Regions from separate parts of the Mus musculus genome. Here region 1 is linked to region 2. The links are chromatin loops, found by intact Hi-C in ENCODE. Cell type or tissue: gastrocnemius. All regions are shown on one strand. Links, peaks and the distances in the headings refer to the core of each region. The heading gives the core; the rest is flanking DNA. Region 1 holds the start of 1700066B17Rik (RIKEN cDNA 1700066B17 gene). Region 2 has its middle 24 kb from the start of Gm3646.

Region 1 (16,179 bases), core at 3,692-11,691, 64 kb after region 2:
CAATCCACAGTGGCCAGAGTCTGAGGTGCCTGCTTAGCAACATGGTGTAGGCCAGGAAGCAGATACCCAGCCAGCAAGGAAAGGCCAGCCCACTGACCCTCAAAGGCCAGCTGAGTCTGCTGGCTACACTCCAGGACCAGGAGGCTTCAAGCTTCCCAAATACCATCAGATGGGGACAAGTTCAGACACGTGAGCCTCCAAGAGTCATCTCACATTCAAACCGTAACACTCAGGAACATGGTGGCGGGAGTGACTGGACAGAACCCTGTATCCTCCTCTGCCTGCCCCAGAAGGTTCCGCCAAAGTCGTGATGTCCATTTTCTACCTGTGAAATCTCTCTCTCTCTCTCTCTCTCTCTCTCTCTCTCTCTCTCTCTCTCTTTCTCTCTCCTGTTCACCTGGCTGTGGCCTGCTCAGAGAATAGGAGTTTGTGGTTGCCACCTCTGCTTCATACTTTACCTTGGGTTAGAAAACAGCCTGGCCCAAACTGCTCTTTCCAAGTAGTTTGGAAGGAAGGTTCTGCCCAGTTCCTTCCCTGTCTCTGAGGTTCAAAAAATACAAAGAACAAATCATTTTTCTCTGGGCCAGTAATGGCAAAATAACTGGTGTCAGTAAGGAAGCAGCCAGAGTGTAGGGGGACTTACAACATATCCCTGAGTCCTGGTGACGGAACGTCCTGTCTAGATAAATCTGGATGTCTGTGGCATAAGGTGGAAGAAAAATGAACTCAAATGTGTTTGTGCTAGAGAGAAGATGTAAGCCTATATAAGGGGGATGTTCAAGGTGGATTCAGGAGCACTGGGTCCTGGGATTCAGATCATCAGAAAGGCGTCATTGTGTAAGTGTAAACCTTCTTCCTCTTCTGTGTTGGCAAAGGTTTATCATGCCCGGGAATATTGATCCCAAAAGAAAAGAATGTGTCTCTTGCCCTAGCGTTCTAACAAAATTCTGAGGGAAACCCAGTCTGAGCTTCCTGCTCATTTCCAAGTCAATCACTGTAGTCAGGGTACTGAACTGCTCCGGCCACATGCTGCCTGGGTCTCACTGCATTAAAGAGATGGCTTCCACCGGGGCGCCTTTAATCCCAGCACTCGGGAGGCAGAGGCAGGCGGATTTCTGAGTTCGAGGCCAGCCTGGTCTACAAAGTGAGTTCCAGGACAGCCAGAGCTATACAGAGAAACCCTGTCTCTGAAAAAACAAAACAAAACAAAAAGAGAGATGGATTCTTCTGAGAGGGGCCAGGAAGAAAAAATAAATACATAAAAATGCATGTACTGTTGCACTAGGAAGGCTTCTATAAAAAAAAAAAGAAAGAGGAAGAAGGAGGAGGAGGAGGAGGAGGAAGAGGAGGAGGAGGAGGAGGAGGAGGAGGAGGAAGAAGAAGAAGAAGAAGAAGAAGAAGAAGAAGAAGCAAGCGCATGCTCTCCCACTGTTACCTATCAATCATATTTGGCAAGATGATTTCTTCCTGTTCTGACTGGCCGAGATCTGGCTCTGTAGATCAGGCTGGCCTCAGACTGAGAGAGATCCACCTGCCTCTGCCTCCCAAGTGCTGGGATTAAAGCTGTTGGCCACCCCCCACTGGAGAAGTGTTTTTAAAGATAAGCAAGCAATGGTTTTGATGGATAAGGGTTTTATAAGCTCTACTGTCCATCTCCATTATTTCCGGGGGTGGTGGGGGGGAAGATCCTATAATTGAAGATCTCACCATAAGAACTTGAGAGAGATGTTGTGCCAGCAAAAAAAGGTACATAGATAGAAATTCATTTAAGACTGGCTTGGTTGAAGAATGAAACTGTCCCGTCACATCCACAGCACACTTGCAGTGTGACCAAGGTGTGGCTTCTACGAAAGAATGTCTTAGAGAGTTTTGTTTTCAAACAACGTAAGAGAAGTCTTGAACTTCCACCTCCTATTTCCCATGGGTCGCTTTACCTCAGAAGAGATAACAAATTTATGTTCATAGGTGATTAGGGCTGAAAACTATGTAGACGTTATATTGTCACAGACAGGGCCGGTTTTGTTTCCAACTCTTGCTGACAAGAACATAGGCACAGAAAAATGTGCACATCACAGGTGTCGGCTGAGTGAATCCTCACAGACTGAACGCATCTCCATGCAGGGCATAGCCTGTGCCTGACCTTCCTTCTTATACCACCTCATTCACTACTCTATGCTACAGACATTATTATCCCGATTCTTAACATCACAGATTCATTTCCCACCTTTCTATGTCCACTAAGCAGAATCATACCGTGTGACACTTTTGTGCCTCAGGCAGCATTATGCCTGTGAGAGAGTATCCGTATTTTGACATGGTATAGATAGGCCTTTATCTGTTTGGGCTGGTACTCCATTGTGCCAATACACCGCAGTTTATTTATCCATTGTGCAGCTGATAGACATTTGGGTAGCCGCCAATGTGGGCTGTTACAAAGAGCCAGCTGCATGCATTTTTTACATTGGTTACAGTGTGCTGGGGCCAGGATTTCTAATTTGCGTGAACGAATGGAAGAGCTGTTTGAAATCACACAGGCTCTTCAGGGTCCTTGCCCATCTGCTGACAGATGCAGGCCATACAAAAGGCCACAGCTGCACAAACCAACCCTTGTTTTCATGAAGGAAAAAAAAAAAGTCGTGTTGTTTTTGCTGTTGTTATTTTATTTTATTTTATTTTATTTTGAAGATCAGCAATTGAAAACAGAAGTAAGTATTGTGTGTATTATCTGGAAGCTTTGAGCAGCTGGCTGTAAGAATCTGGATGAGTGATAACCACAGGAGTTATCTTATGAAAGCCTGACAACCCTTGAGCAGGGAACAGGACACGCGTTGGGGGAAGCACATGACCCGAGCAGGGAGGTGGGGTGGTCCAGAGAGGACTTAACTCGGAGGGAGTCAGTCTCTGATTGGAGCAGAACTTCCATTGTCTCTGAGGTTGAAACAAGGGCAAACCCAGGGGTGCTTAGAGGCACACGTCACTGGTTCCCCCAGAATCCACACTGGACAGTGCAGCGCAGGACAAAGTTCAGCGTTCAACGTACAAGAGCAGTTCTGAACACTGGTCGCGACCCCTCTGGGGATCAGAAGACACAGACATTTGCACCATGATTCCTAACAGTAGCAAACTTACAGTTATGAGGTAGCCGCACAATTTTATGATGGGGAGGGGGGTGGGTCACTACTCTATGAGGAACTGTACTGAAGGGTCGCAGCGTTAGGAAGGGTGGGAAGCACTGGGCTAGAGCGTGGTGTAGAAACCCGGGAACTTGGCACTTTATTCCTTCGGAAATTCCAAAAGAAAACTAAGGAGAGGAGGCAAGGCTTCGTGGTAAGTTCTAAGTAGTTACACTTTAAGTGAAGACAAGAGAAAAGCGTTTTCTCAATGTAAGAAAAGCAAGTTATTCCTTTGCTTAAAATTCATCGTCTGAAATGGGAGGAGCTTCTAAGTGTGAACACTTCCTCTTATGGTCGCTTGGCCACACCCCTGTGGGGTGGAGAAAACACCTTTGGAGCCCAGCTGCTCATCTCCTGATTGCTAGGAAGCAGAGACATAGATAGAACCGGCCAGGGCAAAATCTAGCCTCCAGGGGGAGACCCCAGTGAGCTACCCTCTCCAAGGAGGCCCCGCCTCTAACTTCACATCACCTCCCAGCGCACCTCCCAGCGCACCTCCCAGCCACTATTTTGTTACACAGCCTTCAGTGGACCCACTCATTGATTAGGTCAAAGCTTCACGGTCCAATCATCTTTCAATAACTGGTTCCAACAGCTGGAGACCAAAACCTTCAACACGTGAATCTTTGGGACCACTTGATGCCTAACCTATAGCCTTCCCATTGCATTGGGAATAAAATTTGAACTCTTCACCAAAACCCCACCGAAAGCCGACTCTCAGCCCTCCTCTTTAACCTTTAGGTGTTTTGTTTTGTTTTGTTTTGTTTTGTTTTGTTTTGTTTTGTTTTGTTTTGTTTTGTTTTGTTTCAGGACATGTACACTCCAAGAAGGCCTGGATTCATCCTCCTTAAATGTTGCCTGGGCAGAGACCCTCTCAGCCAGCACCTTGGTTACTATTACAGAATACTTGGTGTATTTTGCTTTGTAGCGCTTACCTGCAACGCTGTAGCTGTCCTTAACCCCGTATTGTGTATACTGTTGGCCTAGATAAGGCTGGAGACAATATCCAGGAGAGAGAAGTACCAGAGGGCCCCTAGGAAGAAGAGAGAATAGTAAATAGGTTTGTCTGAGAGGGTCTGAATAGTTAAGCTGACAGGTTTGTGTGAAAACTGGGTAGGGTAGTGGCCAGTGGAGGCTTTCCCAGGCCCGCAAGGATGGTTGTGCTGCTCGGTGATCCTGGTTTTCCATGGGGAGGGACCAGAATAGAAGGGCTTTTCACTTCCTGGGAGCCTCTGGGGTTTGCCACAAGCCTGTCTGTCAGCATGCAGAAGCCGACTACATCAGCTCAGGGAGGGCTTGGCGGCAGGTGTCAGCTGCAGGCCCTGTGGGCACGAATGAAGTCAGAGGAGGAGAGATAGGCCTTCAGGCAGCAAGGGAGGAGCTCCCTGAGGGAAGAGCTGACCAGGTTGAGTGTGATGTGAGCTCAAAACAGATCCAGGGAAGTGGTCCAAAGGGCAAGGTTGTGATGGAAGATGTGGGAGTGGGTGCTTGGCTCCTAAGATGGACTCCTTAGAAGTTCCCACTGGAGGTGGCCAGTGTGGTAGAGGTGTAATGGAGGCAGAGGCAGGTAGGTATCTGTGAGTTAGAGGCCTGCCTGGTCTACAAAGGGTGTTCCAGGATAGCCAGGGCTACACAGAGAAACCCTGCCTTGAAAACAAGGAGGAGGAGGAAGAGAAGAAGGAAGAAGAGGAGGAGGAGGAGGAGAAGAAGAAGTTGTTCTCACAAGCTCTCTAGTACCTGATCGCAGATGGGTGTTGGGTGGATTACAGAAATTCTTGACTTTCCAAGTGACCTCTTCTATGAACTTTACAACTATGAACTCAATTGTGCCCCCAAGAAAACCCTTAATTACTAACCCCACACCTCCCCTTCCCCATTTTTCAAAGAGAGAGCCCAAAACACGGGGGTGGGATAAATAACTTTCCCACACATAAGAGCCATCAGAAGTATGGGGATTTGAACCCAGGCAGTGTGGGCCCAGAGTCCACAGCTCTTAACACCATGCTGCCTTAACATTCCAAACCTTTCTCTGGCTTTTTAAAAAAATACCTTTTAGATTTATTAATGTATTGGAGGATGGGGAATGTGTGTCATGACATGTGTGGAGGTCCGAGGACAACTGGAGGGTAAAGTCCAGGTCATCAGGGTTGGTGGCCAATGCTCAAATCCACTGAATCATCTTGTCAGCCCCTGGCTCTTCTTGGATGGCAAACCATTTGAAGCTTCCACACTTCAGGGATCAGGATGGTGGCTCTGGATGCAAACGACACGGAGTGAGTCAAACTCCTCTCCTCTCCCGTTTGGTTAAGGCAATAGTGTGGTCTTGCTTCCTTTTGGCCTCTGCCATTTTCCCTCAAGAATTGCTTTACCACAGGCCAGGGAAACTTCCAAGCTTCAGGTGTCTCCCTTTCAGTTTCTGGAGTCAGGATGCCAGCATAGACCATCCAGAGTTGCCCCTGCTCCCAGCAGGGACAGGGATTCTGATGCCAGAGGCCACTGGAGTCATTTGGGCAAAGGTGGTCCACACAGCCAGTTGCCATCCACACAGATGTGTACAGGACAATCCTCTGTGCGCGCGCTCACACACACACACACACACTCACACACACACACACACACACACACACAAGCTTCTTAACTGGAGTCTAATCAGGGCCTGACTTGTTCGGAGCCCAGCAAAGCAACACCCTTGGTGACAGACAGACCACACCCATCTCTTTATGACTGTGAGTTTCGGAAAGAACCGACTTTTACTGTTATCAAACCACGATGCTTTGCCACAGAGTCGATAATCAACACGTATGTCTCCATTGGCATTCATCTTCAAACCCAAGCGAGCTTTGTTGAAGGTCTGCAGTAAAGAAAAACAATCACGATAGGCAGCCCACTGTGTCTTTCACAAAAGCGAGCTAGATTTCTGTGGCTAATAAATTCTCAGAGTGGGCAACTATGGAGTGTACTTTAGTCACTTCACATGCAAATAACACCATTGGTCTTTGAGATAAGTCATGTTTTTACTATTTTGACCTATAAATATGTTGAAAACATCAGCTTGTCATTGGGCTGGCTTTTCTGAAAGCCTACCGGAACTTTCTCCACTTCAGAAATGATACACTTTAGGGTGGTACTTCCTATTTCAGAAACCACAAAAATCCCCCTCCCGGCCCCTCCAAACACCTTGGCAACCTGAGTGTTGCTGAGTTTTTTTTTTTTGTTTGTTTTTTTTTTTTGTTTTGTTTTTTGTTTTTTTGAGACAGGGTTTCTCTGTATAGCCCTGGCTGTCCTGGAACTCACTTTGTAGACCAGGCTGACCTCGAACTCAGAAATCTGTCTGTCTCTGCCTCCCAAGTGCTGGGATTAAAGGCGTGCACCACCACTGCCCGGCCTGAGTGTTGCTGTTAACACTCAACACCAGACTTTGGGATGCACTAAGGAAGTGCCAGGGACTCTGTGACACTGAGGGAGACAGATGCCCCAGGGCTGTTTGTCTTTACTGGAAAGTTCTGTATTCAGATCCTCCTGGTAGGGTCTGTTGCAATAAACGTCTATCTGGAAAGCATATTGTTGCCTCATGATAAGACCCGAGAGAAATCTGTCTGCTGTCTCATTAATGTAACATTAACTCAAGGCTGGAGTGATGGCCCAGCAGGTGAGGATGTGTGTGCAAATGTGAGTACTGGGCTTTGGATTCTATATAAAAAGCCTGATTGATGTGGCCACCCATGAGCCTGTACCGCAGCACTGTTGTGGGCAGAGACAGGAGGATCATGGGACTTGCCGACCTCTAGAGTAGCTCCAGGTTCAGTGAGAGTCTGCACCTCGAGGGAATAAGGTAGAGAGACAGCAAAACATCTGCCCTCCTCTGGGCTCTGTGCAGGTGCACAAGTGTGCGTGCTTGCACACCTGTGCAAACACGCATGCATGCATGCATGGATACACACATGCCCAGAGAGAGAGAGAGAGATACACAGACACAAATGAGCACACACAAGAGAGACAGACAGACAGACACATACATGAGAGACAAACAGACAGACACACACAAGAGAGAGAGACAGAGAGAGAGAGAGAGAGAGAGGCACACAGACACTACCCACTCTGGTCTTTGGCTGGTGGACTAATTTCACCAGCTAACCAATTCTTGCCTGATAATTCCACTCATTCTTAGCAACAAGTGGTAAGCCAGACCTCCTCCATGAAGAAACACTTGCTCCCTCATGAGAGCCCAGGCTTCAGGCGTTTCTTTTGTCCTGTGTCCAAGCTGATTAGTCTTAGCTGGAAGTCTGACTTAATAATGCTTTAGAAGGGATACCTAGGCAGAACCATCTGGGTGCAAATCCTCTCTTCATGGCAGTCTAAGCAGGGCCTTCGGCTTCTCTGCATCTCCTTCTTCATCCACTGCAGACAATCACCGAGTTGTGTTCACGGTATCTCCTAAATATCACTCAACACATCTGCCTCAGCCTCCACCACCCTTAGCTTCATCGCAGTCTCCTAGATGCCCCCATAATAATAGAAGTCTTTATTTAAAAAAAAAAAATCACAAATTATAGCTGGGTGTGGTAAAACAGGCCCATAGCTTCCTCACTCCAGAGGTTGAGGCAGGAAGATGGCCTCAAGTTCAAGACCAATTTAAACTCTATATCCAGATTCTCTCTCAAAAGGGAACAAACAAATGGAAATTATGTAACAGCCTTGTCTGGCTTAGACACCATCAGCTCCGTTCATCACCACCTCTTGGTTAGCCTGAAGCCCCACTCCCCTTCATGCCTGACACTCCCCACCTTTCCAGGTTTGTGTCCTGAACTCCAGCATGCATCAGCTACCTCCAAACCCTATCCCAGTGTAAAAGCAGCTCTTCCCCTCCCAGGCCTGGGTCTCTGCATTCCTTCCAAGAATTCTCTCTTCACTCTTCACTTAATTCTTGAATTTCACCTCCAGTGGCTCCCTCCAGCTTTCAGTCATCACCCCACGTAATATGGGGACTGTGGATGGAAACGATCTATGAGGTTCAAATAATTTTGTGGGGCTTATTATTGTTCATGATTCAATTGATAATCTATTACTGTACCCACTTTATTAATTAAACTTTGGGGCTGGAGAGATAGCTCAGCGGCTAAGAGTACAGCTCTGTAAGAGAGTCCGAATCAGTCCCCAGCACCGACAAGAAACAAACTCACAATCTCCTATAACTCTAGCTTCAGGGGATCTGATACCCTCTTCTGCTCAATCAATCTCTCTCTCTCTCTCTCTCTCTCTCTCTCTCTCTCTCTCTCTCTCAAAAAGATAAACCTTCATAATTTAAAATCATGTTAGGTACATGTAAGAGATAAATATAGTGTATTTTGAGTTCTGTGTTTTCTGCTTTAGGTTTCTGCAGAGCACTTAAAAAAAAAAAAAATGCCCCTGCCTCAGATAAGATGCACTGATGTGTTCCCAGCACAGAGTTCAGGGCCTCGGGAAACCTGCTGTGCACCCACACTGTACCTCCAGCCCACTGATGCCTGGGGCTTCCCACTCACCTGTCTTCAGAGCCCTTGGAACGAGTCACATGTGAGGTCCTGGATGGAATTTCCCTCTGGCTTTAGCTCATCTTTCAGGCGGAAGCCTCACCTGGGCTGAGTCCTCAGCTGCCTGTGGAATTTGTCACAAAAGAGTTAGTAAGTAAATGTTTATTGGTCACAAGGTTCAGGTCACCAGGTTTGATGTTTTGTTTGTGAGACAAGGTTTCACTTTTGTAGCCCTGGCGGGACTTGAACTCACTATTATATAGGCCAGGTTGTCCTTGACTTCAAAGATACTTGGCTGCATCTGCCTCCTGAGTTCTGAGCATAAAGGTGTGTGCCAGCACAACCAGCTCTCTCAAGGTGGCTCTTGATGCCTTGAGAAACATCACTTAGGTTTTTACAAACATTTTATTCAAATTTCATCTTTAAGATATATTAAATTGTTTTCATACCGTAGCATAATGGCTCTCAACGTATCCTCACTGCAGACCAATAGGTATGTTACAAAACAAGTTCGTTGTAAAGACGTTGGGAGATATCAGGTCCCTGCCATTCTCTGATGACTTACAGAAATATTTCAAGGTTGCAAGGCTGACTATTTTTTTTAATTGTTATGGTTTATATAATCCTTTATCTGTGTGAAGGAGGAATTTCTCATTACAGTGTGACCAAAATAAACTCTAAAAATAATCTGAACCCCAAGGCTGGCTTCAGACGGTGCCAGGTTCCCATAACCCTTCTACATTTTTCCATCTGTAAAGCTGCTCTCGGTTCACATTACTGGGCTCTATGGTGTGTGAATATAAGCTGAGGCTATAGTGGGAATATATATGTGTAACACAAACCGTTAGCCATTTGATATTTTAGGGATTTCTGGAATGTTATTTGAAAGATGGACTGAACTATCTCTTTGAAAGTTTCAAAACCACTAAGCGGGGGAGGCAATGTCCTAGAGTCCAGCCTGCCAGTAATTCTGCAACCAATGCCTAAGAAAACAAAGGGTCTGCCTGGGGACTGAACCCAGAGAGGCCCAACCAGGAAAAACCACTGGAGCATTTTGCTGGAGAGCGAGGTGAACAAGAATATGCTCTGGGTCTCCTCTGGATGCCCAGATCCCTGACCTCAAAGGTTTGTGTGTTTGCCTCGGTGCTGACTTCAACATGGTCTGGCCCCTGTTCAGCAGCTAGGGAAGCCCTTGAGTAATACATGCTGGTGCTCAAACATTGGGAGCCAGGCATAGACCTAGAACCTCCTAAACTCAGTAACAGTAGAGATCAGAGCAAGCCAGGGGAGGCTAAAGGAAAGGAGCAGTCCAGGGCTGGGAGACTCTGTTCAGAATGGGGATGCCACACAGCACCTCTTCCTTCTCCTACCCCCACCCCACCCCCAGCCCTATCCTCAGACCTGCCTTCGTCCTGTGACTTTTTCAACAAAGGTAGATTAGACACCAGGGTCTTTTCTGGTCCCTCCTCCTCTTTCCCCCCATTCCTTCTTCTCCTCCCCCTCCCTTTCTCCTCTTTCTCCTCCCCCTTCCTCCCTTCCTCCTAGTCTTTGGCTTCCCCTGGACTTTCCCCGACTCTTTAAAAACGTTCTCTCTCTGACAGTCGACAGGGAAAGGAAAGATATTTTCTTCATTGGTGTAAGGCACCCATGCTCCCACAAACAACAACCCGGCGCTCCTGTAAATAACAATAATGAAACTTACTGGGTCATGAAATAAAGGAAGGGGGGATGAGGTTAGAAGGTGGACTAGTTGAGAAGGGGAACGGGATTAATGGAGGGTGGGAGGGACAAGATGTTGAGGGGATAAAAGTGATCAAAATGCACAATGAAAACAATTATTATGTGCAATTAAGATATAATAGTAAAACCACTTTTTAAAAGCTCTCTCTCAGTTCTGCCCCTGTAACTACTGTCCTATCTGTCCCTAGCCTTCACATGAAACGTCTTGCCATCAAGACGTGACTGTGGCATTGCGTCCCTCCCTAAGCCAGTGTGCCTGGACTTCCCCTGCTGGAACAGTGGCGTCATCTCAAAGGTCACAGCGACTTCCTGATTTTAAGTCCAGGAAGCTTTCTGGGAGCTGATGCTCTCACCGGCCTCTGTGTAATGATGTCTACAGACCACCGCTCCTCAGGTTGGAGATGCCCTTTGATATTGTGACTTCACTTCCTGTTTTCCCCTCCCCCACCCTCACCATACCTATCTCCAAAAGCTTTTTCTATCTTCCTATGCCTCTAAAGCAGTAGATCTCAACCTGTTGGCTGAGTGGCCCCTCTGGAGCCAAACAGCCCTTACATAGGGATAGCATATCAGATATCCTGCATATCAAATATTTACATTATGATTGGTAACAGTAGCAGGTTTACAGTTATGAAGTAGCAACAAAAATAATGTTATGGTTGGGGGGGGGGGTCTCCCCAACATGAGGAACTGCATGAAAGTATCACAGCATTAGGAAGGTTGCAGCTCTAAAGCAAGATGGCGGTGCTAGTTTATAGCACACTATCACAGGGTGCTGAAGACAATTGTAAAACAATTGGCTTTCTGCCCACTCTGAAAGCTAGACGTCCAAGATGGCATCAGTGTTGGTATATCAGTCTATTTTCCACTGCTACAAAAAAAAAAAAAAAAAAACCACAAAACTGCCTGGTGTTGGGTTCTTTGTAAAGAAAGAGGTTTTATTTAACTCATACATCTTCAAGTCCAAGAGCACAGCCCTGATTGTCACTCAGCTCTGGTGAGGGCCTCCCTGCAGGAACATGTGCTGAAATCGGATAGCAAGATCCGAAATCAGAGAAATTCAGGCTCTATAGCTTGATCTCCAAGGACCTGACCAGAGTGTCACAACTCTATCAATCCCTGCCTAGTGCAGCATCCACAAAAACTTAACCACCTCCCGATAGGCCCCACCTCTTAAAGGTTCAACCACCTTACACTGCCACACTGGGAACCAAATTTCCCACACATGACCCTTTGAGGAGGACACTCAAGTCATCTCTGAACTATAGCAGCTGGTTTCTTCTGTAGGCTGTCTTATTGATTTATAGATGGTGGGCCTTCTCCTGTGGCCTTGTATTCTACCTCCGTTTATATATGTATCTAATTTCCTTCTCTTATAAGGACACTAATCATATTAGATTAGTTCTCCCTAATGACTTTGTCTTAATCATCTCTGTAAACTCATTTTCTCTAAATGAACTCCATTCTGGGACACGGGAGATGGGCATCGCCGCAACACATGGATTTTGGAGGTGGAAGAAAAAGGCATAATGTCATCCCTAGCCATGGTCAATCTCATTCAAATCCTTGGTCCTTTTAAATATTGCTTTCTTATACCCATCTAAAAGCTGGGTGTATAGTTATCAAGCAAAATGGTTTTTTTTTTAATTGCAAAAAGTAATATATCTCATGAAAACATCAAAGGTGTCGGGGAAAAGGACTAATGAGATGTTGTGATTTCGAAATAAAATGCAGCTCCCAGTCCTCACCTGCGCTCTGAGCCTGATTCCACTGTGCTCCCAGTCCCAGTGAGTGCTGGCAGTTCCCACAGGCTACGGAGCAGTGCCTACTCGGGCTCCCTTGTCTTCACCTAAGACCCCTACAACCTTTCCAGTCCCCTCTTTCCTCTGCCTGACACTGTGACCAGACATTCCATTTGTCCCTTTCAAAGACTGACTGCATAATTGCTGTTTAATACAGTATTTGTGAAAACCTATTTCATTAGTAAAAATGTCTTTAGAACTTTAGATAATGATGTCAGAGGACAAAATTCACCGAGGAGCCCTTCAACAGAGCACTCAAGAGCTACCACGGCCCCTGTACACACCCCTACACCCACCTTTTCTTGTATTATGTACCCCTTAACATCTTAGGTTTCTCCCACCCAAGGCATGATACCTTGACACCTCTGCTCTAAGCCTTAAGGATCTGCACACGTCTCACCATCTAAGCCCAGCTTCTTGGGCCAGTGTTTGCCGATTTCTTGACCGACTTCTGCTCCTGCACAGGACACGGTGTAGAGTGACTGTAGTGCCCATTTGCTTTGCCCTGACTATCCTCATACAGCTCATTTGTGGGCATCCACTCTAGTATTCTTTTGAAATATTGCTTCCCCATGTGTACTATCAGAACCCCTAAAGACGGTGCCTGCCTCTTCTGAGAAGTGTTTCCTAGCCTTTCACCTGCTTTGAGTACACCACTCTGGGAAGCCCCATCCTCAGGGTCTCCTTGAGCCATGTTGATAGCATGCTAAATGCCCAGCTTGGGGCTTATGTATTTTTCCTGTCCTTGTCCCCCTAAGGGCTGAAAGAGGCTGAGGGCGGGTTGTACAAGGCCACAAGTGTTGACTCGGAATGGATCAGAATCCAAAGCCAAGACCTATGCAAAGAAAACAAGTCTTTGTCCTTCGTGCCCTGTGTAAGGTACTTTGCCACCTGCTTTCTGCTGGTATTATTCATGTGACAGGCCAGTCTGAAACTGTAGGTTAGTTGAGGACACTGTAGAGAATGATCATATTGCCTTATATCTTGGTGTGTGTGTGCTCACATGCATGTGCTTGGGCACGTGTGCACATGGGTTAACATGTATGTGGAGAACAGAGATTGACACAGGTATCTCTCTCATTTGCTGTTCACTTCATTTTTATTACCATTTATTGGGGTGCATTTTCCACAGTGTGCACATGGAGGCCAAAGTGCGACTCGTGAATGTAAGTGCTTCCATCCCATCACGTGGATCCCAGGAATAGAACTCAGGTCTTCGGTATTTTGTCATAGTAACAAGAAACGAACTCAGAGAGAGCCTGGATAGAAATGACCTCCTCTCTCTTTCTCTTAGTCCCTCTCTGTCCAAGGAACAGCATCATAACTATGGAGAGTAAGAGCTGGGAGAGGGGTGGGGGAGGGGGAGAGAGCTCAGTCAAAAGAACGCCTGTGACACAAAGAGAAGGTGCAACCATGACCTAGTAAACTGGATAGCAACTCTGTAGGGTGTGAGACGTGCCAGTCATACATTTTCAAGAGAAGGGAAAACCCAAATACAATGTAGCAGCGAGTTAGTTAAACCTGCTCTGAGCTCCTGGCTGGTTGCGAGTCTCTGCTACAGGAGCTCTTGGATTTGAGAATGAAAGACACACATACACTAACTCAATTTTGATATGTCTTGACGATCTCAATGGCTGGGCACTTCTAAAAGTCCCCCACTGCCAGCAAATACTCCCTCCAGTATTCCTGCATTAATATCTTTTTTAAAAAATCTATATTTTACCTTTGCTTCCCTGGCTCCTTCTGGTCAGTCCCCTGTCTTTGCTGCCCAGGAGGCTTCTGTACCTACATTTCAGCCATTACTCCCTCCTGTTCCTTCCTGGCATGGTCTGTCCTACCCCTTCTCCTGGCGACCCTTTCTTCCAACCCCCACGTTCTCCTACCCCCTCCCCCAGGAACCTAGAAGTACCACCTCTTCCATCCTGTCCCGCCATTGGCAACAGCTCTTTACTGATCAATCCAAAACCAACTGGGGGCAGGGTCCCCTGTGTCTTATGTGCAGACACTCCTGTAAGCAGTTTTGGGGACCAAAATTAACATTATAACACACGCAGCATTAGGCCAAACCCACTTCAATACCGAGAGCTCTCTGCGTAATGGGATCCCATTCTAATATGTTCTCATTTGAATAGACGTGTTCTATCTTACCCCTAGCAACCTGAGGAAATGAGCATTGTGGGAAAGGAAGACATTTTTTTTTCTTCAACGATATTCCCCCAATGTGTCCTAAATGCTTTGGGTGACATTGTCTTAGCTACTTCAAAATGCATTTAACCTTGTTCCAGTAAAGACACATTACAGCTGTAGCTAGAGGTGAAGCGGCTAGATGTGTATTTCTTGGGAACATGTGTGGGTTCTCTATTCAGTTGGAACTCAGAGGCAAACCTATGTGTGGCACACAGGCCTGGTGATGCCAGGAATCCTGTCCTCACCGCACTCTGGCAGCTGTTGGAAGAAACAGAGTAAGAAGCCACCAAAAGCCCTTTGGCTTCTGTCTGTAGACGTGTGAGTGTCTGCGCCTGGCAGGAACTTGGTCAGGCACACACCACTTCCTCTTCATTGGGAATTCCAGGATTGACGTGTTAATGTGCTTTGACCTAAGAGCGGGTGACCAGCCTGGAGTAAGAGCGGGAACTGAGCAGAGTTCTGCTGACTCATTGTCTTGTGTCTTCCCACACTGCCTGTGAGAAAGGACAGGGGATGGAGGCTCAGGTGGGCCCTGCTGGTTAGCCAGTACGCCATCTATTTGTCTTGTCTCCACTGCCTCAGTGGTACCTGATTCTGACCTGGGCTCACCACAATTCACCCAGTGGCTGCCCTTGCTCTTTCCAGTCTTCTTACCCTACCTGAGACAAGATACCCATGTCTCTTGTCACATCTCTGCTTAGACAGGAACTTCCTGCCATCCTGTTGACAGTCCAGACTCCAAGAATAGCAAGGATCTCCATAAATACAACACACCCCACACTCTGACATCCCTCCCAGCCTGGGGGGTGGAGCTCAGTGGTAGTGCATACACTTAGAATACACAGGGCAAGCTTACTGAGATTCAGATAAATGAGATGAATGAGGGAAACCACATGAACACAGCAGAACAAGTCAGACAGAAAAACACTTGGGCCTGGGTCTATCTGGGCCTGCCCACACTGTCAGAATGGAGGCCTTGCTAGGCCACCGTCTTAGCTTGCTCTCTGTTGCTGTGATAAACAGCATGACAAAAGGTAATTGGAAGAAGACAGGGTCTATTTCAGCTTACAGTCCATCATGAAGAGAAGCCAGGGCAGGAACATGGAAGCAGAAGATGCAGAGGCCACAGAGGAACAGCGCTTACCAGCTTGCTTGTCTCGGCTTGCTCAGCCTGCTTTTGTATACAATCCAGGACCACGTAATCGGGGATGGCACCATTCACAGTAGTCTGGGCTCTCCCATACAAGTCATTAATCAAGAAAATGGTGCACAGAGTTGACTATATGCCAATCTGATGGAGGCGTTTTCTCAAGTGAGGGTCCTTCCTCATGACCCCAGCTTGTGTCAGGTGACAGAAAACTGACTGGCACAGCCTGAGCTGTTCCTCTTCCCCCCCTTCTTTTGGCCAATCCTTCTCTATAAAATGTCTGGGCTCACATGGCTCACAATCGCCATTGTGACAGCATTTGTATAATGTCACTGATCCCTGTGTATTCTCATCTCTTCCCAGACAGGAGGCTCTTGGAGAACTCAGACCACCTTCCTGAGTGAGTTCAACTTGGGACTGAGGTAGGCAAAGTACCCGGCTCAGCCCCTTGATAGTTACATGAGTGCACAGTAAATCACAGAACTCTTCTGGGGATGGTAATGACCACATGTGGCCAGTGGAAACAACAGTCCCCTCTCTGGACTCCCGTCTGTGTTTCTGATCCTTAAGAGTGCTTTGTGGAAGAGTTTGAAGGTTCTCCCATGAGAGCCACAGTACAT
Region 2 (16,179 bases), core at 3,073-11,072:
GAGGAAAAACATTTTGTCTGTACTGAACAGACACATCCTTGCCATTATTGCCCCTGTCAGTGTGACAGGGATTCCTTAGCATTTATGTCACAGCAGGTATTGTGCATCAGCTGGACATAATTATCCAGGCAGATGTGCAAGGTAGGGCCATATTCAAACACTGCTCTGTTCTATAGAGAAGACCCAGTCATCTGTGAATTCTGGTATCGTGAGTCATCTGACACCAATCCGTCATGGATACCCAGGGACATCTGTATGTAGATATGTGCATACATGGTTATGTACATGCGTGTACAGTCTCCCCTATAACAAGGTATGGCTTTCACGATATTTTGGAGATAAGCTGAGCCTCTTGGAGTTACAACTGACCCACAGTTTTATGGCTAGTCGATAGTCTAAATCATTCCATTTAAACTCTCACCTAGGTGTGTCCCCTAGAAAAGGTAGGCTTCCTAAATCCAGCTAGTCACCTCAGGTGGCTGGCAAGGCTGCCCATGGGTGGCTGTCACCTTAAATGCTTCACAAGTGTCCTTCAAAGAGGGAGCAGCCAAGGACATGGGAGCTGCACACGGCGGTACCTGGCTGGTTCTCAAAACCAAATGTACCACCATATCTGTTATCTGGAATTTCAGAAGGAGCTGTACCCTCTGTGCCCCTGTCTGGAAACATGATGGCTGTTAATTACACTTTCATATCGACAGAAGGAAAAGGATCTCATGTCCTCAGAGACAAGGAGAAAAATTAGGCTCGGGTGCCCCCCCCCCCCCAATCTCAAGTGTGGTCCCAGCCGAGGCTGCCACCTGTGAACAGATGGTTCCATCATGGTGGGAGAGGAAGGGGGAGGGGGAGGGGGAGCTGCACGATGTGCCAGGCTACCTCCATCCCTCCTTTTCTGGAACGGCTAGTCGTTCACACCAGTTAGTATGAGACTTTGGCAGTGAGACTTTATGCTTAAAGGCACAAACATGGGCCTTGAACTGAAACTCGGGAGCTGGGCAGTTAGCGCATTTGAAAGGAAGCCAGTGGGTCTTTTTGTCATTCTGTAGGACAGAAAGAACTTTTGCTGCTCTTCTAAGAGACAAAGAGGGGTCTGTGTGTAGAACACTTACAAATACACTGTTGCATGGACTTGGGCTGTTCATGCGCAGAAGCTCCGGAGCAAAGGCTGCCAAGATGGTATCCATGCTGGGCGATTTATATCTATTCTCTCTCTCTCTCTCTCTCTCTCTCTCTCTCTCTCTCTGCCAAAAGGAACTGGAATATTTGAATGTGAACAATGGAAGTCACGGGACATTGTGTTTGAAATACACATGGTACAAGGAGCCAGGTTCATCGCTGCCTTCTAGAGCACCCTTGGAAAACGCTGACCACTGCGCTGCTGCGGGTGTTTCTTGAGTGTCTTACCACAAGAGGTCGGGAGCAGAGATTTGAGGCTGGAGCTGGGAAGAGATGGGAAGAAATGTACCATTTGCTTGGTTAGCATTATGTGTGTCTAGGAGCACAGCAAGTACACAGCTAGTATACACTCAGGAAGCCTACTGAATGGCTGTAGCAGTATATAGGTGGGGGCACCGAGAAAGGCTGGGTGGAGACTGGGGGTGGGGCAGATGTCAGGTTGGCGATGACTGGGGAGGAACAAGGCTTTGAGAGCACTCACTAGTGTGTGATCCTGGCAATTGTCTGGGTTTGGGGAAAGTGTCAGAACTACAAGACTGAAGATCTGCCCCAAGACTCCAGAGATGTAGGGATTAAAGGAGATATAATGTATGGAGTGTGGCAATCATCACTTTTACATGACAGGCATATGAAATGGTTAGTAAGCCTTGATAGTACAGCCAATGGGTGGTAAGACGCCGGCACTCCAACTCAGTAGCCAAGAATGGCAGAGTCCTCTATGCTATAGCATCAGTTAATAGCAAGCTTAATAGTTAATATAATAATATTTATAATATTAAATATTATATAGTTATATAATAATAGTTAGTTTAAGCAAGCTAAACAGGTGATCTCTGCTGATCTTTTCCATAAAGCGAAAGAACAGGACAGACACACTTGTTTCTATGTGTTATGTACATATATGTGTGCACATTTTTCCATTTACATAGTTGTGCACATATATGGTGCGGATGGCCATTCTTCTACCTCATTTACTGAGGCAGGATCTTTCAGTCAAATCTGGAAGTTGCTCCTCTGGCTTTTCTCGATGACGAGCTTGCTCTCAAGGCTGGGATTGGAGGCAGTCGCCACACCGCAACCAGCATACCTGAGAGTGTTTAGAGACCTGAACTCCAGTCCTCAGCCTTGCATGGCAATCACCGAAGCAACCTCCCAGCCAAGACATTGTTCTCTTAGGCTATCTCCACATAGAGACATATAACTGACAGTCGAAAGGTATAGCTTAGTCGATATGTCCCAAAGGACGGGTCCATATCAAAATCGTCATCTTTAAATTATCTGTCCTTTGTCTGAAATTCACTTCACCAAGATATCCTAAGACGTATGTTGTACGTGTATGTGGTGTGTGTGTGTATTGTGTGTATGTTATGTGTATTATGTGTGTATATATGTGTGTTGTGTGTATGTTGTATGCGTTGTGTGTGTATATATGTGTGTTGTGTGTATGTTGTGTGTGTTGTATGTGTATATATTTGTATATATGTGTATTGTGTTATGTGTGTATCTGTTGTGCATGGTTTGTGCATGTGTTGTGTGTGTGTGTTGTGCATGTTGTGTGTGTGTGCACACGTTTTGGAGAGTTACTTAAATTTCTTACTGCATTTTTCCTTCTGCTCAATACTTTGATTTAAAACATAAAATATCATTGATGTAAATACTACATATGTTATACATAATATATAACCTTACCACAGTCCCATAAAGAGTCGCTTTTAGGTTTCTTGCAGATATTGAAATGCACAGATGCTAAAGTCCTTTGCATCATGTGATACATAGCCTGGGTTCACCATCCTGTAAACTGTAGGTCATCTTTGGATGACTTATATGAACAGATATGGCACAAGCTCCATGTCATTGTTGTACTGGGTTATTAAAGAATGACAGGAAGAACAGGTGGGTGCATGTTCAACACGAACACATTTCCCCATAGTACTTGCTCTCAGTTGGATGAGTGGACGCAGATGCTACGCCATGCACCCAGACCTCAACGATTAAGAAAGCACACACTCATGTGCCCAGCACCCAGTGAGCCACTTTCAAACTGTTCATCTGCACTCTTCCCAGTGACCTCATGTGACCCATGAGCAGCCTCCGCTCCCTTGCCAGGTGTCCCTTCTGCGTGTGCACACCCCACAGGTGCAGAGTAGGCTTCTTGTTTCTTGCTGCTGTTGCATGCAAGACATGGACATCTGACTCTATAGAGTTTTGAACCTTTGCATGTGGGCATGAACCAGTGACTGTCCCGGTAGAATCCAAGCCCTTTGCCTCTAACATTGATCCCTTAGATTCTACGGGTTCCAGTCTCTTGGACTAAGACCAGTTTCTGGGCCACCAATCTTGCAGTCATATATCCTTGCTGTGGAAATGTATTTGTCCTGTGTGCTAGCTAGTTTGTGTCAATTTGACACACAAGCTAGAGTTATCAGAAAGAAAGGAACCTTAATTGAAAGCATGCCTCAATAAGACCCAGCTGGAGGGCATTTTCTTAATCAATGATTGATGGGGCCAGCCCATTGCTGGTGTTCATGGGTTCTATAAGAGAGCAGGGGGAGCAAGTCAGTGAGCAGCACTCCTCCACGGCCTTTACATCATGTCCTGCCTGCAGAATCCTGCCCAGTTTGAGTTCCTGTCTTGACTTCCTTCGATAATGAACAGCAATATAGAAAGAAGTATAAGCCAAATGAACCCTTTTCTCCCCTACTTGCTTTTAGGCCATGATGTTTCATCGCAGCAATAGAAACCCTCACTAAGACAGTCCTGTCTTATAATGATATATCCTGTTCACCCTGTTCAACCCTTCAATAAGCTGCTTTTACTGCTGAATAGTGTTCCATTGGGGTAACATCCCATATCTTATATGGACAGAGGATATTTCGGTGGTTCTAAGTGTTTGCTGCTGTAGACATTGCTGTTAAAATCGTTATTGTCTTTTTCTGAGAAGTTTGCAAGTGTACCATGGAGTAGATATTGAATACCCAACAGAGGCTCAGGTTTTGAACAAGTAGTTCCTCGGCTGGCGGTGCTATTTGTGGGAACTTAAGGAGACGGGTCCTAGCTGAAGGAAGTAGGTCATGGGGTTCCTTGCCACTGCCTTCTTCCTTGCTTCGTGGCCAGCCATGTTCTCAGCAACTCTCCCACATGCTACAACCTCCCATGATGCATCAAGCATCATGTGGGACCAAGTGATCAACAGGCTGAACCACCCCACAAGGCCGTGAACTACAGAGACCCTTCCTCCTCTTGGGCTCTTGTGTCAGGTGTTTTGCTGATTGACAGGGAAACAAACCGATGTGGTACCTCCAAATGTTTTTGCAGCCAATATTAAAGCACGGGATTTCAGGGTCTTTGTCATAGTTGTTTTTTTTTTTTTTTTTTTTTTTCTTTCAAAAGACTCTACCAGTTTATCTCCTCACCGGAGCTCAGAGCAGCCTGCATGTGTTCTGAGCGCTCCACATTCTTCCCAAGTCTGGCAGTTAAGCTGCTACTTCCTGTTGTCAACTTGATACAACTAACTTGAGTTACCGAGGCAGAGGGAACCTCAGCTGAGAAATTGCTTCAATTAGCTCAGTCCCTTCGCTGTCTGTGGAGCTTTGCCTTGATCGCTAATGGGTACAGGAGGGCTCGGCCCACTGTGGGCAGCACCTGCACTATGCCTGCCTAGCAGGTGGGTCTGGGTTGTACTGGAAGCATGCCAGCGAGAAAACCAGTTGGCCCCTCCACTCCGTGGCTGCTTCATGCTCCTGACTCAAGTTCCACCTGGAAGTGTAAAACGGAATAAACCCTCTTATTCCCAAGCTGCTTTTGGTTATTACGTCTATCATAGCAAGAGAAACCAAACCTAGGTCACCAGACGACTGGAACCGCGTTGTTATCTTGCTATGACCCAAATTTCTACTATTTGTGGGATAAATAATGAAGGTGGTCATCGTTATTTTCCCTTCTCCTTCTCCTTCTCCTTCTCCTCCTTCTCCTTTCCTCATCTTCCTCCTTCTCTCCTCTTCCTATTGTCTTCTTCCTCTTCTCCCCCTCTCCCCCTCTTCCTTCTCTTCTTCCTCTTTTCTTCCTCTTCCTCTTCCTCCTCCTATTATTATTGTTGTTATTATTATTATTATGGTCACTTCGTCTCCTTTTCTGTGAACAGGCTGTGTTATCCACTGTCCTCTTCTCTATTCGGCCTATCTTATTCTCTGTTGTTTGAATTCTTTATACACTGGTTCCTGGCTGTAAGTCCTTGATGACTGTGTATCTATCTGCACATGTTTGCTTTAGGCTTGTGACAGGCTCCTTCATTCCTGTGGCATCTTTTAATGAAGAAACATTGCCACATTAATAGAGCCTAATTAGTCATTTTCTCTTATGGTTCGTGCTGTGCTTTTATATAAGCAAATGATTTGCATACTGACACAATCTTTCTCTTGCATGTCCTCTTTATGGATGCGAAGTTTGGCTTCTTGTGCTTAAGAACTTAATATAGGGGTTGCAGAGGAGTTGAACTTGATCCATCACTTCTGAGACATTTTTTCCAAACTAATCTCTTTTTTTTTGTCTTTTGTTTTGTGTTTTGTTTGCAAGCTGAAGAGTATGCAGTATTATATTGTTCATATTTCTCTTGTTATTTTCCTCCTCTTTAAGAACTACCAAGCTCATCTCCTATCCATGTCACATGATCACCAAACTGTTGTATTACCTGTATTCATGCTAATTTATTGATCATTTAGGGTCTTTACTCTACTTACCAACCTGCTACAATTGACACTGCTTTAAACTACTTTCTCCAGTACTATCTTTCAGGGCTTGTAAACGCTAGCCCTAGTCCTTGGGCTAATTTTTGTTCAGTCTGAACTCATTCCGCCACAGCTGAGTGTGTCTACAGTTTATTAGTTCATAGGTGTCTTGGGCACAGGGATGCACTTGGCCTGTAGTACCTAAGCCCTTGGCCGTCTGCCTATTCACACAGAAACATTTGCTGGCATTGCTGTCGACTGTCTCCTCTATCAGTTTCCCTTGCATCTTTGCTGTTCAGTAGAAGCCTTTCTTCTGAACACAACACGGCATGCATGTTCTTATCTTACTACTGTAGAATGTTTACTCTGCTTACGTCGGCCTAGTTACGTCTCTCAATGCTAACACGGACTTTAAATTCACTGAGACTCCAACATAAGTAGAGAACTGATGGGACAAAGGAAAACCTTCCCTCTTCTCCTGCAGACCCTGCCCGCTAGCCCCTTCCTCAGTCCTGCGTGACGTTTTACCTACGCATTTCAGTAGCCAGTGTCTAAGAGTCAAAAGGTGCTAGTGTTTTACTTTTCCCTTTGTTGTTTGCTGACAAAGAAAACCAGACTTACTCAGAGGGCATCTGTCTACTGTTTGCTCCTTCTGCCTGCTCCCTTTACCTGGGCTGAGCCAATTAATAACTGCTCTCTTGAGTCAAGAGACTTTCTGAAAGGAGAAGTGGCGTGCTGGAGAAAGCAGAGCAAGAAGTGACTTGCTGTAAGCCGCACCCCCTACACATTCATTTCTTTAAATACCATCAGGTACAGAAGACCAAACTTCAAGGCCAGCTGCCCACCAAGATCCCATGACCTTTCCAACTCAACCACCTGCCGCAACAGCAATGTAGGGCCAAATAAGTTTTCATTAAATTTTAGCTTTCCATATTCCTATTGTTAAACAGCTCTAGAGCTTTAAATGGACTCAACACAAAAGTTCTGTTCAATAGCTTTTTAAAAAAGAATACATGGAGTCATGTGGCTACCAGCCCAGCTCAGTTTGAGAATATGCCCGCTAACCTGATAGTCTCTCCTTACTGTAACTTATGTTCCCCAACCCTGGGAACTCTGCATATGCGCTCACATTTTCTGGAAACCTGGCACAAATTGTTAAATTGTGTAAAATGTGGCCATTTGTGTCTGGTTTCTTTCACTCTGTTTTAGCACACAGTTGCTGAGATACATCCATGGCATGGGTTCTATCAGGTGTTTTCCTTTGGTTTGTGATCCATCCTCTGCATATAAGAATCTAGATGAATGTAACTTTTTGTTGATATTGTTTGGCTCTTCCCATTCTAGTGACTAAAACTTGATTGTGTGTGTGTGTGTGTGTGTGTGCATGCACAGGAGTGTGCAGATGGGCCAACACATCGTGAACATATGGAGGCTGGAGGGAGAGGTCAGTTGTCTTCCTCTGTCCTTCTCCTTATTGTGTTAAGTCGGGGTCTTTCACTAACTGAGAGCTTGCCAGTTCATCTCCGTCTCCCCAAATGCTGAGCGCACAGGCATGTGCGGCCATGATCAGCTTCTTAGATGGCCACTGGGGATTCAAACCTAAGTCCTCGATCTTGCAGAGCAAATACTCCTAACTACCAAGCATCCTAAAGCACGATTTTATTTGTTTCTTTGCTTCTTTGTTTATAATTAGTAATTTGATACATGGTTTCTCTGTGCAGCCCTGGCTATCCTGGAACTCTCTCTGTAGACCAGGCTGGCCTCAAACTCAGAGATCTGATCATCTCTGCCTCCTGAATAAGTAGCAAGTTGGACTGCCTTGCCCAGCTCTTGATTTTAGGAGGTAGATAGTCATGGTTTCACAAGCTTTGGACATTAGGTAATTGTTGAGGATCCGCAACAATTTTTTAATTTATTGAGAAAAGATTATTTTGGTCAAATGAGAGATTTTGTGATATTTTTCTTCACCAACTTTTGAGGTAATCCTTTAGAGCTTGTCCATTATTTTGCATTATACTAGAGTTATGATTTTCAAATATTAAACCTTCATCCCCAAATAAATCCCCTTTGGGCCTAGTGTTTCAACTCTTCTATACATTTCTGGATTCAGTTTATCAATGTTAAAGATCTATGTGTCTATGTACTTTAGAGTGTTAGACATTTTCTTGAAACATTTTTGTTGGGGTAAGATTGACCTTGTAGAATGAATTGGGAGGTATGTCCCTGATATTTTCTGAAGAGTTTGTGAAACATAGATATTCCTTTGATTAATATAATTCTACAGCGAGACCATTAGATAATGAGGTTTCTTTTTGGAAGGTTGTAAACATTATCAGTTTTCCTAGCTCGCCAAGCCCCTTTGGTCATGGACTGAACATATGAGTCCTTTGCTCTGTCTGAAGCAGCCCTATATCTAAGTTAAATTGTACTCTTGTCTTTATGAGAATGCCTCCATCTATTTAAGTCGTTCAGTTAACTGGTATAAAATCATTCATTGCCCTCTCTATCCTTCCAATTTCTATAATATTAGTGATGACATTCTCTTTTTGATTCATGATTTTGGAAATTTGTTCTTTCTCTCTTTTTATCCATCAGTCTTGATGAAGGTTTCTGAATTTAGGGTTTTTGTCCCCCCAAAACACCAATAAACCAATTGTAGTTTCCTTGACTACGTTTCTCTGTGGTTCTTCTGTTTCGTGTTGTATTAATATCTCTTCTCGCCTCTGTTCCTTGATTTTCTTACTTTCTTTCGGATCATATTAATCACCTTATATCCTTCTAATGTGGAAGCTTGGTTTATTTGTCTGAGAGTTTTCATTTTTCCTGGCATAGCTATGTAGTGGTGGAAAGGTTCATGTAAGGGCTGTTTGTCTGCATTCCACAGACGTACGTGGGCTGCTCGGGGCACGTTCTCTAACTTCCCCTTTGGTTTCTTCGTTGACCTATAGGCTATATGGAAGTAGGTTTTTTTACATTTTTCAGATATAATGGGGTTTCCCAGATTCCTTTCTTCTCATTGGTTATTAGTTCTGATGAGGTCAGAACATGCCCTTTATTCAGTTTCTCTGTTTTGATATTTGGGGACTTGCTTCATGGCCTAACAACTGGTCTAATTAGTGAATGTTCCATATGCTTTTCAAGAGAATGTACATTCCATGGAGTATGTCAGTTAAGCCAGTCCAGCTCCCCTGTGTGGTGAGTCCTTCTAGTTCTTGGGAGGAGATAATAAAATATAAAACTAGTTTGTAGAATTGTCTGTTTCAACTTCAGTCAGATCAGTTTCTGCCTCATGAACTTGAAACTGGCTTTAGGTATTTGTGAATTTGAAATTGCAAAATTAGCATTTTGTCTCCAATTAATTTCTTCCTGTTTCTTTGCTTATTTATCAATTTACTGTGAGGGTGGACAGAGGTGAAGATAGGGTATTAAAGTAACTTCACTTTGTATACACCACTCCCTGTGTTGGAGTTGAGAAAGCTTTTCAGGAGCTGTGTAGATACATGAACACTAAGCGATGGCTGGACATGACTCTTGATTCTCTCTGCTATTTTCTGTACCAAGGTCACAGTGAGATGAGAGCCACAATTCTGACCTGCAGTCTTTTTCCAAAGCTGGCTTTTTACATTGTCATGGGTTGCTTTGCCCCATCTCTCATAAGTGAGAAGCACTCTAGCTGTCCTTCACATCTTGTGGCACACACGGACAGAGTATGGGTGCCTGTTTGACACCAATTGTGTACAAGTTAGAAAGACATCAGAAGACAATTCCTGCTCACACTCTGCTTTTGACCTTTCTTGTTTCGTCTTGGAAAGCAAGGGGCTTAGTTCTAAGTCTAAACACTGAAGAACAGAGGCATGACAGAAGCACTCGCTGCTGTAGTGAACGCCCATCAGTATCCAGCACTTTGAGCACACAGGCTACTGTGACATACCAGGAACAGTCCTGTGTCCTTGAGAAGGCTCCAGCAACAGTCTGAGATAAGCTGGATGGACTGAGGCTCCCATGGTTATAAGAGGCCCATTACACGGATGAGGACCCGGCCAGTAGGTAGGCAGAACACAACATTCAGGCAACACTTGAAAGATGCTGTGGTAGCCTGGGCAAGCTGATCCTGACACTTGGCTCTTTCAACTACTGGCCGTACTGGTGAGTATAGGGACTTATGTTTAGCTCAGGGCTTGTCTAACACAAAAAGCTATGATCCAACAACACACACATGTGTATGTGTATATGTACATGCATGTGTGTATAATATCCAAATCTCTATCATTTGGTTCCTAGCATAGATCTTTGAAAACTTCTGTAATTTCCTAAGTTTCTTGCTCTCTGTGTGTTTGTCTGTGTCTATGTACACGTGTGTATGCACGTGTGTGTGTATGTGTGTGTGTGTGTGTGTGTGTGTGTGTGTAAGCCAAAGGTCAACATAGAGCATCTTCTCCCCTAAGTGATAAAGTATCTTTTGTTCTAGTATTTGGTCTCTGACAAAACACCAGTGAGCATCTTTTTTCATCTACAGGAGTGAATGGCTTCTGTCCTGACATTACTCTTCTGGGTTTGGACCAACCAAACAACTGTTGTCCAAGGTGGATATGAGAAATGTCAAAGGTTTTCTGGATTTGTGTTTCTGACTCTAAAGCCCTTGGGATTTCCCAAGTGACAGGAATATGTTCTAACGAGGTGACGCTTAGTGGTCTCTTATAGAGGGAATGGTCCAGATAGTCTCAGCTATGATTTGAAGGTTGGAACTTTCAGCACTGCCTCATTCCAGGAACAGGAGAGAAGTTCAGCTGATTTAGGGATTGTCAGTGACTACAAAATGCAGGTTTTATATAATATCTCTAGGTCAAGAGGTTAGGGAACACCTCACTTGTCATGAGGATGGACGGGGCTATACCTGGAGACAACATGAAGCTCCATACCTGCCTCCTCTTCCTACTGAAAGCAACTCTTGGGTCTGTCCGCTCCTGGGTTGGATCCTTTTACAAAAATCAAGTACTCCAGTTAAGGTGTTTGCCTCTGTTCTGTGGGCCAGTCTACCAAATTATCAAATATAGAGAGGAGCTGTGATCCGATATAAGTTATATCAAATATGAGTTGTAGTTGGTGATTCAGAAGCCTAGGTACATGAATTCGCAACTGATATCTAAAGGAAGGAGGAACTGTGGTGGGATTAATCCCTGCGCCTGTTGGATCTGTGCCAATACAAGTAGAACTGCATGAATTGTAAGCAAAAACACATTTGGTGCCAGCAGTGTTGTGTATGGATGGTAAAAAATATGCTTATGTTTTGTTTTGCTTGTGACCTGGTGGCTGTCGTTTGGCAGCTGAGTAGTGATGTTTGGGGAACTTAAGGTTTCCACAGAATCCAACGGGCAATAATCTACTGTTGCTCAAGGTTAGTTAGAGCTGGGTACTAGCTGTAAATGCATTTTAAGACGTTATTAGAAGAGGGGTCCATGATCACAGGCAAGACATCCTTAACGCTGAGCAACTGGTAAGTTTCCTTAGAAGAGCCTTGGCTTGGAAACACGGGCAGCTGTACGTGGACTAAGTCTGATGGGTTCAAAGAAGCATAAATCCTCCACACTACAGTGCTTTGTTCCCCTGAACTTTTACCCAACTCTCATGATGTATTGGATAAGAGCTGGGCTGGGAAAGGGGTCAGGGGTCAAAAGTCAAAATGTGGAAACAAATTAGATGAAAATGTTAACCTAACACTCATCTCAGTTGCAGGAGTCATTTCTGAGTAATCCACCCAGAGCGTCTTTAAAACTAGCACCACAGCAGCTTCTGGCAACGTAAGCTCACTGGACGGAGAAGGAACTATTTTGGACAAGGAGGAAGTAACTTAAAGTACCTCACTAAGACGCTGTCTGGATTTTGAGGGTTAAAAGATTTCAGAGCACATTTTGAAACTCAGTAGAGTTGGTTTTTAAATGTACAGTCTGAAAATCTTTGTCTTTTAAGGGAACTGTTTACACCATGCATATGCGGTGGGATTGGTGACCTGTATGTGTCTAAGTGTACTGTTTGGCTACCTGCTTTTACTCACAACATCTGTTTTGGGGTATTGTTTCTTCCTCTCTTTGGATCAATCCAACATTTCACAATAATTTCAACGTAAGGCCACAGAGGATGGGTAATGGTACTTCCTGTACAAGCCTGGAGTCCCGAGTCTATTCCCTGGAGCCCACACGGATAAAGAGCGGACTTCACACAGTTATCCCCTGACTTCACAGACACCGTAGGACACACCCTTCTCCAATACACACATACACGCTCACATGTGCAATAACAACAACACACTTTTTAATTAAAGGAATTAAAATCCCACCGTTGGCTAACTGGCTGTGGCTTGTTTCATGCTGAATCCAGATGATTTCTCATATCAAGCTCTAACTTCAAGGGGCGTTATGATATTTAATTTACAGTGTGAGAACTACAGTGTGCTTTTGTTCCTCAGTTCTTGGGCTTCTGCTGTCAAATATTTTCACACAGATGATTGATTCCATAACATGTTACTTTGTCTCTATAAGGGCAATCATTTCCTAAGGAGATTAAAATGATAACTATTTAGCCACTTAGTTAATATTTCAAGGTTTCCAGCCTATATTCTTTCCCTTCTACATAAGAATATATTTTATAATTGCTTGCAATGTGGGCTTGCTGGTGACTGTTTTTGTCCAGCTTCTTTGACTGCAAACTATCTTATTTCAGTTTTGCTTAGTAAGATACTCGGTGGAGTTGGAGCTTCTATAGACTGACTTTTTCCCTTCTCATGATGTCTCTGTTGTTTTCCCGCTTCCTCATTTCCAACAGAACAGGCGAGGTCTATCTTGATTTCTTTGTACAGAGTATATTCTCTGCTGTGTTATTTATATTACTCCTCTACCTATGGCTGATAGCAATCAGATTAAGGCAAGAACCAGTGGAGCTTAATCAATGTTTCTTGCACTTGGGGTTCACATGTGATTTAGTCTATGTCATATGCAAAATATTTGCTCATTGTTTTTTCAGATATTCTTTTTTATTTTTGTGTGTTCTGTCTACACACACATACACACACACACACACACACAGTGCCCACAAAGGCCAGTAGAGATAGATACCCTACAGCTTACAGACAGCCCTGAGCCAACACGTGGATGCTAAGAACCAAACCTGAGTTCCATGCAAGAGCAGTCAGTGCTCCTAGCCCCCAGTGGTCTCCCCAGCCCCATCTAAGACAACCTCCCTGTCTTGGGATCACACTTAGAGCAATCACATGTGGGTTAGGTTGTTTTACATTTTCCTAGGATTCATAATCTTTTCCAGTCTCGAGTCTCCTTTTTTCCCATTGGATGGCTTCCAGTGCTGTGTCATCAGTTCATTGATTTGATTGGTTAGACACAGAGTCTAACCGTGGTTAACCTGATCCTGTGTGTTTTTCATCTCAGATACTGGAGTCTCTGTTTCTAGAGGTTTCATTTCTGCTTGCATTTACTCTGTGTGGTCATTCCTCTAGGTTTTAAAGCATACAGAACACAATTGTACGTGTTTTGATGTGTTGGTGTAGTAATTCTGTCATCGTTGCCACTTCTACATAGATTTCCATTTGCTAATATTCTATTCTCTGTGGGCCATATTTTCTTGCTTCTCTGTGTGTCCGATATATCAGTTACTTGTATTGCTGTGATAAAACACAAAACCAGCTTAAGGAAGGAAGGTTTGGGTTTTCCTCACAGTTTAAGGTAACCATCCTTTGTGGTGGGGAAGTCCTGCAAATGCTGGTTTATGATAGCTGGTCCCGTGGTGTCCACAGTCAGCAAGCACAGGTGAATTCAGGGGCTTAGATCAGTTTCTTCCTTAAACCCAGCCCAGGATCCCAGTTCATAGGATGGTGCTGTCTACAGTCAAGGTGTGTGCACCCACTTCAGTTAACTTAACAAAGATAGTCCCCATGGATGCATCAAGGCTAATGGAATCTAGATAATTAATCCTCAGAAGTATTCCCAGAAACCTCCTCCAAGGTGATCCTTTCAAGGCCTGCTTTTAGATGCTTTGACTTTTCCACACCTAGCAGTATTTTGGAACTGTAATACAAGGTTCCATGACCTCCTCACTGTTGCCTCTTTCATAGCCACCAATCCAGTACCACATGAATGGTGCGGCCTAGTTCCACTGCCAGCTCCAGATAGATCTGGCACCCCCAGACCACAGCTGTAACACTCTCTGTGTGCCTTTGTGGCTAAACGGGAGCAACCATTTCTTAGGCAGGTGTTTTTAGAGCAGGGAAGTCCCTCTGTGACAGTTTTAGTTCAGGTCCTTTGCTTGAAAATGAATTTGTATTTTCACAAGTTAGAGTCCTTCAGATAGGACAGGTCTTGCCCTCAGAGCACCTTATCTCAATAAGGAGAGTGGGCTTCTTTGACAGTTACAGGTGCATTGTCACCTGAACTTTCTTTGTTCACAATTTTCAACTCAGTCACTTATTTCCTTGCTAAAGTTCTTCTTTTTAAAATATGTCCCTTTGGTCTCAATGCAGATCTGGACAAGAACAACAAGCAACAGTAACAACCCCACTTCTGGTACTAATTTTGTGTATTTGTTATTTATGTCCTTACTGTGATAGAATACCCAACAGAAGGAACTCAGAGAAGGATGGCCCTCAGTTCTAGGTTGCAGTGTATCATGGCAGGGAGGTCAAGAAGCAGCAACCTGAGACAGCTGGTGAAATTGTATCTGCAGCCAGGAAGCCCAGAGCAATGAAGCTGGTGCTCTGTTCACCTTCTCCTTTTAATTCAGCCCTTGCGTACATGGAGTTATTCTAGGTATTTCTGACACATCTAGATTTGGAGATAGGAAGAGACAGTGGAGAGTGTGTTGCCGAGCCAATGAAGGCTGCTCCTCCATGCTACCTAGCTTGTATCAGAAAAGCTGTCACGTTAACTTCCATGTGGGGTTGGTTCCCTCACTTGCTATTCAGCTAGGTCCAGATTCAGAAGGAAAGAAGTGTGCCCTGGACAGATGGGAGTGTCAATTACCAGATAAAGAAGGATAATGTACATTTCGTGATCATGTACGTCTGCAAGAATGTGTGGCTCTGTTGGGGAGCTTAGTAAGTTATGAATACAGGCACTCTCAGAATTGGCTCATTTTCTGGAGGCTACTCACCATCACACACCTGCGACATGGAGAAGAGAAGGTAGACAGCAGGGGAGAGGAAATTTGGATAAGCGCTGATGAAGCTATGATCCATGGGACATCTCTACCTTGGGCTCTTGTCCTGGGCTCCCATTTCCTACATGCAGCTTTGAGAGTTCAGTGTGCAGTTTTAACAGTAACTCCTGACACACTGTTTCTAGGCAGGAAATGCAGTCGGAAGTGAGGAAGATAAACACTGATGAAAGAGACTTGACCTTAGACATAGGAGAAGATCAGAGCCTTCATGCTGAATACAAACAGTAGAGAAGGCTTTACGCTCTTTTTACTTTTCTTCGTTACAAACAAACAAACAAACCCAACATTTTGTTTTAGAGTAGCTTACAGCAGGGTGTGCTTCAAAATTGGAACCATTAAACCAGTTTTCCTTGAGGAAAAACATTACCCTTGACCCAGATAGAGGCGTAGGAACAGAACACCTGATAGTGCCTTTCCCCTCTGCTCACACAGTGAGCTGTCCTCACCACAGGCTGTTACTTCCTAGTAAATAGCAGCACACAAAGCCTTCTGATGCTCCTGGATGCTGGGTGCCTTTAGTGTATCTTTAAGAACAGAGGACTTTCTTGTTTTTACAGCTCTATTGATTGTGCCAGAACGTGCCTCCCAGGGACCTAACACAACAATTCTTTCCACTTGTAATCTGCATTACACCAGGCCGGTGCACCTATTTCCCTCTGACTTGATGGTACAGCACCAACAATCCAGGGCTGAATCAATAGCATAATGAAATTAACTTTAAATTTTTATTCTGGAAAATGTAAACTAAGTATCAGCCTGAGAAAACTACCAACTAAATGTTTTTTTCTCCTCTTTTTGTTTACATTACATTGATTGAATTCATTGACAATGATGTATCTATTTTGTATCAAAGCAAAGCATTGTGATTTTTCTTTTTCTCAGACTAACCAGGATATGCTTTGGAATCAAGCAAATGTTTCAGCATTGACAGGCAAAGAGAATTTTCCTTTTTCTTTTTATTCTGAGGCGAAGCTGTAACAGTAAAATTAACGACTCTGACAGTTTGTGGGAACTGACAGGAGATAGCAGCCGGGCAGGTTTACTATGAGAAGGTAAATTT

The links. Hi-C counts contacts between places; a loop is a spot of excess contacts. Peaks named below come from ENCODE experiments on the same cell type or tissue, not always from the same donor. Only the 100,000 strongest peaks of a DNase experiment are listed, where the experiment ranks them.
Region 1: it touches region 2 in a loop (1.8-fold over the local background); 2 of 42 quality-filtered maps call a loop at or near these places.

The regions. Positions count from the first base shown.
Region 1 is chr1:39,836,533-39,852,711 of GRCm38, forward strand. It overlaps 1700066B17Rik (RIKEN cDNA 1700066B17 gene), which reads right to left and starts at 10,798. Exons shown (of 5, transcript NR_040465.1): 1 at 10,777-10,798; 2 at 9,133-9,314; 3 at 8,696-8,807; 4 at 7,486-7,571; 5 at 5,896-6,024. It overlaps Gm35600 (predicted gene, 35600), which reads left to right and starts at 15,911. Exons shown (of 3, transcript NR_168308.1): 1 at 15,911-15,981. In gastrocnemius, for the core only: no CTCF peak of the experiment used is centred there; no DNase peak of the experiment used is centred there.
Region 2 is chr1:39,773,195-39,789,373 of GRCm38, forward strand. No RefSeq gene overlaps it. Among named protein-coding and RNA genes, the nearest start is that of Gm3646, 24 kb to the right of the region's middle. In gastrocnemius, for the core only: no CTCF peak of the experiment used is centred there; DNase peaks (open chromatin) are centred at 4,824 and 6,125.